Linked DNA regions of Homo sapiens: region 2 is linked to region 1. A link is an interaction called in ENCODE POLR2A ChIA-PET data of the cell type or tissue named here. Cell type or tissue: K562. All regions are shown on one strand. Each heading gives the region's core, and the rest is flanking DNA. Links, peaks and the distances in the headings are about the cores only.

What was found. ChIA-PET counts read pairs that join two places held together with the same protein. Peaks named below come from ENCODE experiments on the same cell type or tissue, not always from the same donor. Only the 100,000 strongest peaks of a DNase experiment are listed, where the experiment ranks them.
Region 2: POLR2A ChIA-PET joins it to region 1 with 5 read pairs; 5 of 35 experiments call an interaction of 5 or more read pairs at or near these places.

What each region holds. Positions count from the first base shown.
Region 1 is chr3:10,317,337-10,320,248 of GRCh38, forward strand. SEC13 (SEC13 homolog, nuclear pore and COPII component) reads right to left here. Exons shown (of 9, transcript NM_183352.3): 2 at 714-758. Among named protein-coding and RNA genes, the nearest start is that of SEC13, 2.3 kb to the right of the region's middle. In K562, for the core only: no CTCF peak of the experiment used is centred there; no DNase peak of the experiment used is centred there; H3K4me3 peaks cover 645 bases.
Region 2 is chr3:10,117,309-10,120,220 of GRCh38, forward strand. All of the region lies in intron 1 of BRK1 (BRICK1 subunit of SCAR/WAVE actin nucleating complex), which reads left to right. Among named protein-coding and RNA genes, the nearest start is that of BRK1, 3.1 kb to the left of the region's middle. In K562, for the core only: no CTCF peak of the experiment used is centred there; no DNase peak of the experiment used is centred there.

The DNA of each region.
Region 1 (2,912 bases), core at 285-2,784:
TGGTGGACAGGTTGTGAGGGCAAGAACCCTGACATGAAACACTGTCAGCCAGCTGTCCTGGGTCTTGCTCAAAGGCTGCTTGGCCCTGAATGAAGCAGAGTCTGTGTTTTTCCTGCGGTAGACTTTAACCTCTGGACCTTCTCCTGCAGCCCTGTCCTCTTATACTGAGCCTTGTGTTTACCTCTCAGGAAATGCCCTGAGTGTGGACTTCTGGTTCAAAGGGCCTTGTCTGGCCTATTGTCTTGGTGGTTTGACTGGGCTCTGCCTGGGGCTTTCACTGTGGCTGCCCTCTGCCTTTGTATTGAGTCATCTTTCTACACTCTCTTCTTTTCACCCCCCTTTCCAGTGGGGCTAAGAAGTGACAGCAGGAGGAAGACAGGTGGGAAGACTATTGTCAAGCCTCCGTACCCACTCAGCCTTCATCCGAGAGCAGGTTATTGTATTGGCTGGAAGACTGACAGCCTAGAACTACAAATTATTCCCAGGTTCCTCCCAGCAGAGAGTGATTAGACTGCCACAGTCCTGACAACTCAGAGGGCACTGCTAGGGAGCCTGCCATACCCCGAGATTACAGGCTGATAGGCAACCACTGCAAAGCCACCCTGGATCCATGAATGATCAACAGAAAGGGGTAATGAAAACCCCAAATTGCTTCCCTCCCACAAAAATGCCCATGTCCACACCCCTCCAGGGAGGGTGATATTAATACTTACAATCATGTCCTCATGGGAGGTATCCACAGTGTTAATTACTGACACCTAGAACCAAAGATATCACTGGTAAATTAACTCATGGCAGTTAGAATACAACCATCTCAAGTTCTTGACTGCATTTGTTTGTTCACTCACTCATTCATTCATTCATTCAGTAAGCATTCATTCTAAGTACCTTCTTTCTGCCAAGCACTGTGCTAGGAACTGGATATACAGACACAAATAAGAGGAACTTTTTGCCCTTGAGAAGCTCGCGAATAATGCTAGTGTCGCAAGATAAATTATTTAATGGTGGTTTGTGTGTCCTGTAGGAGCCTGAGGGGCTGGGGTGGTAGACACGAATTGAGCCCTAGATGATGGGTAGGAATTTGCAGGTGGCACAGGGGAAAATACCAGTCCAAGCAGCCAAGCAGAGGGAATACACGAGTAGAGACAAAGAGGTCTGAGAGAGCCTGATGTGTGTGGGGAAACGGCAAGCAGTCCTGGCTACCCTTAAGGTTGAGGAGAGACCCCAAGGGAGCTACAGCTGGTGTTCCTTTCCTGGATGACAGAGCCTCTGATGTTCCAGGCAGTTTATGCATAACGGGGTTATTACTTCAGACTGGGAGACTTGATTCGAGTGTTTCCTGAGGCTGCTCCCTGGTCCGTCACGTAGTGGGATCCAGAGTTGAACAGTTTGTAGGGCTGGAACATGGTGTCATGGTCATCTCCCTCCTATCTATTCTTTGAGGTCCAGCTCAAAAAGGGCCATCCATCACCTTTCTTGAAGATTCTCAGACCCTCAAATGGCTGGACTCTCTTGCATATCTTCAGCAAGGAACACATACAACACTTTATGCTGTTTCTTCTCCCCACTAGAAGGTGAGCTCCTTGGAGCCATGGTCTGAGCCATCTGCAGTTTCAAATCCCCTCAAATCATCCAGCACAGTGCTTTGCAAATAGAAGGAACTCAGCGACTATTTGCTGAATGAATAAGTAAATGAACAAAAGCTGTTATTTTTTTTCTTTGCTCAACCACTCTTCTCTTAAATTCTTGGGATAGAAAAGAGGACTTAAAAGAAGTTTCAGTGTGGAACAGACATTTCTTACCATTTTCCCCATTTCATCTTTTCCAGCACAAGCCCTGTAGGTATAAAGTTTGACTTGTGATTTCAGAAAGGCAGACAGTGGAAGAGGATGGCTGCAAAGCAGTTCAAGAGGTACACACCAAGTAAGCACAGGTTCTCTCATCAGATTCTAGACTCTCTAAAAACCAGGTCCCCGAAGTCTGCAAAGGCAAGTAAGGACAATAAGGAGTTTCCTCCATGTGCCGAGCTGTATAGGTTACAAAGTGCACAGGAAGGCGGGGAGGGCAGGGTACCAAGGGCACAGTCAATCAGAGACCTGCGACAGACTAAGGAAATGAAGAAGCCCAGAGAAGAGAAAGCACTTGCCAAAGTCACAGAGCTAGTTCAAGGCAGACCTGGGAAAAGAGCCCCATCCCCTAACCTTCTAATGCTGAGTCCACAAAACTTCACTCCACCAGGCTGCCTGTCTAGAATGTAAAGCAGTTGTTACACTGAGTTCTGTAAAGCTGCGGTTAAGTAGGTTCACGAAGAAAGTTTACTGAGAGGTAGTTTCAACCAGGTTACCAAAGGACCTTAGAAATAATCAGCATTTAATTCTAACCACTCTCACCCACCAGTCAGGGTTGATGAACCACACTTCTGAATGAGAGAGAGAGAGAGAGAGAGAGAGAGAGAGAGAAGGCGGGGGGGGGGGGGGGGGAGGAAAGAGGGAGGGGGAGAGAAAAGGACGGAAGGAAGGAGGAAGGGCGGGAGAGAAAGGGAGAGGGAGAGGAAGGGGGGAGGAAGAGGGAGCGGGGAGAGAGAGAGAGAAGAGAGGGAGGGGGAGAGAGAGAAAGGGAGAGGGAGAGGAAGGGGGGAGGGAGAGGGAGTGGGGAGAGAGGGAGGGTGGGGAGAGAGAGAGAGAGAGAGAGAACTTCTTAGAGTACTTCTTCCCAGGGACCTGGTATTATCTGGTCCCTGTTAACACCTGCACTCAAAATAATTCACCTCTTTGAGATCAGATAATGAGTTAAAAATTCATTTAGGATGAGCTGAATGTCAGAGCATAAAAGCCTCAACTCTAACCTGCAGTGGAAGAGCCAGAGGTGAGTGATTTACACCTAACCCTCTGCAGAACAAGAACACAGTGTTC
Region 2 (2,912 bases), core at 252-2,751, 200 kb before region 1:
GGATATTTTTATGTCTAATTTGTAAGAGTCACATTTTATGATCAGATAGAGAGTAAAGACTTTATTTGGGCTTTTCAACAAATTCTTTTTTTTTTTTTTTTTTTTGAGACAGGGTCTCACTCTAGCCCAGGCTGGAGTGCAGTGGCGTGATCTCAGCTCACTGCAACCTCTTCCTCCTGGATTCAAATGATTCTCATGCCCCCGCCTCCTGAGTAGCTAGGATTACAGGTGTGCACCACCACACCTGGCTGATTTTTGTGCTTTTAAAAATAGAGGCAGGTTTTGGCCATCTTGCCCAGGCTGGTCTCAAACTCCTGAGCTCAAGTGATCCACCCGCTTCGGCCTCCCAAAGTGCTGGGATTACAGGCCTGAGCCACTGTGCCCTGCCCCCAAAAATTCTAAACTAAGGAATTAGACATACAGAAGTCCAGTCTTTTGGAGCCAAAAGAAATGACTTCCCTTAGCTTAGATCATTATCCTCCCTTAAAGTGATGATAATGGCCAAATGTTTGGAGTAATTACTAGGTGGTTTTTAAAGATTTTAGAAAGTGAATTTAGAGAAAATAACAATTAAATACAACTAAGTAAGAAGAGAATTATAATGCAGGATTAACAGTCAAAGGAATTTGACTTAGCAGTTAGGTGTACCTGAGGCAAGTTCTTAAAGATTGGCATGGTGGCTCATGCCTGTAATCCCAGCACTTGGGGAGGCTGAGGCGAGCAGATCACCTGAGGTCGAGTTTGAGATCAGCCTGGCTAACATGGTGAAACCCTGTCTCTACTAAAAATACAAAATTAGCTGGGCATGGTGTTGCACACCTGTAATCCCAGCTACTCAGGAGGCTGAGGCAGGAGAATTGCTTGAACCGGGGAGGCAGAGGTTGCAGTGAGCAGGGATCGTGCCACTGCACTGCAGCTTGGGCAAAAGACGAGACTCTGTCTCCAAAAAAAAAAAAAAAAAAGATTGACACTATCACAATGCAAGAGTTTAGAAAAAGACCCCACCGGCTGCGAAACTGGATAAATTAAATTATAAGGATAGACTTGAGTATGTTGTCTTGGTATTGAATGAGTCAGGATGACTATGTATGGGATGTTTTTTTCCCATCCTAAGCCATTAGTAGGCTTGTACAATTGTCCCTTGAACAATACATGTTTGAAGTGCATGGATCCATTTACAGGTAGATTTTTTTTTTTGAGACAGATTTTCATTCTGTCACCTAGGCTGAAGTGCAGTGGCATGATCTCGGCTCACTGCAACCTCCATCTCCCAGGTTCAAGTGATTTTCTTGGCTTAGCTTCCTGAGTAGCTGGGACTACAGGTGTGTGCCACCATGCCCGGCTAATATTTGTATTTTTAGTAGAGACAGGATTCGCCATGTTGGCCATGCTGCTCTTGAACTCCTGGCCTCAAGTGATCCACCTCTGTTCAACCTCCCAAAGTGCTGGGATTACAGGCATGAGCCACTGTGCCTGGCCATAAGTGGATTTATTGCGATAAAAGTTATACAGTATGCCTACCTCTCCTGCCTCCCCTTCCACCTCTGCCACCCATGAGGTAGCAAAACCAACCTCTCTTCTTCCCCTTCTTCCTCAGCCTACTCAGCAGGAAGACAATGAGGATGAAGACCTTTATGATGATCCACTGCCATTTAATGAATAGTAAATATATTTCCTTTTCCTAATGGTTTTTTTTGTTTGTTTGTTTTGTTTGTTTTTTTGAGACGGAGTCTTGTTCTGTTGCCTGGAGTGCAGTGGTGCGATCTCGGCTCACTGCAAGCTCTGCACTCGCGCCACTGCACTCCTGCCTGGGCGAAAGAGCAAGACTCCATCTCAAAAAAAAAAAAAAAAAAGAATTTACTTTGAGGCCAGGCACAGTGGCTCATGCCTATAATCCCAGCACTTTGGGAGGCCGAGGCAGGTGAATCACTTGAGCTCAGGAGTTTGAGACCAGCCTGGCCAATATGGCGAAACCCCATCTCTATAAAAAATACAAAAATTAGCCAGGCATGGTGTCTCATGCCTGTAATTCCAAGCTACCTGGGAGGCTGAGGCATGAGAATCACTTGAACCCTGGAGGCAAAGGTTGCAGTGAGCCAAGATCGTGCCACTGTACTCCAGCCTGGGTGACAGAGTGAGACTCTCTCTCAAAGAAAAAGAATTTACTTTGAGGGAGCATCTGAAGTTCTTCAAATATGTTAGCAATTCTGTAGTCCTTACCCTGACCACAGAGAATCTGCATGGGCCATGTATTTTGGAGAGAGAACTGTTGTTCTAAGATAGTGAATGACTTTCTGAAAAGCATTTACCTTGTGATTCCTGCTGGTGAGAGTAGAGTCACAGTCTCCCACGTGAACTTGAGGACATACAAATCGTAATGTAGCAAAAATATCATAACACTAGGCCTATTTTGCACTTTGGAATTGGTGAAGTTTCTAAAAATAGATGGTTAGAGATTATCGCTTTTTATTCTTATGCTATTTTTTTCTGGTTCTAAAGGTAATATATGCAGAGAAGTATAAAGACAAAATAGAGAATGTGGCTGTTTTTTTAAAATCTTGGTTTTTGTACTGAGCCAACAAATGTAGCATGCCTGGTGTGTGTCAGATGCTGTGAGAAAGGAATAAATATGAATAAATGGGTATGATACCCACTCCTAAGACATTCAGAATTTTGCTGGAAAAGTAAGACTTAACTACAAAAACATTCCAAAAGAAAGACAGTTTTTGTTTTTTTTTTGAGACAGAGTCTCATTCTGTCGCCCAGGCTGGAGTGCAGTGGTGCAATCTCGGCTCACTGCAACCTCCGCCTCCCGGGTTCAAGCGATTCTTCTGCCTCAGCCTCCTGAGTAGCTGGGACTACAGGCATGCGCCACCACGCCTGGCTAATTCTTTTTTTTTTTTTAAGATGGA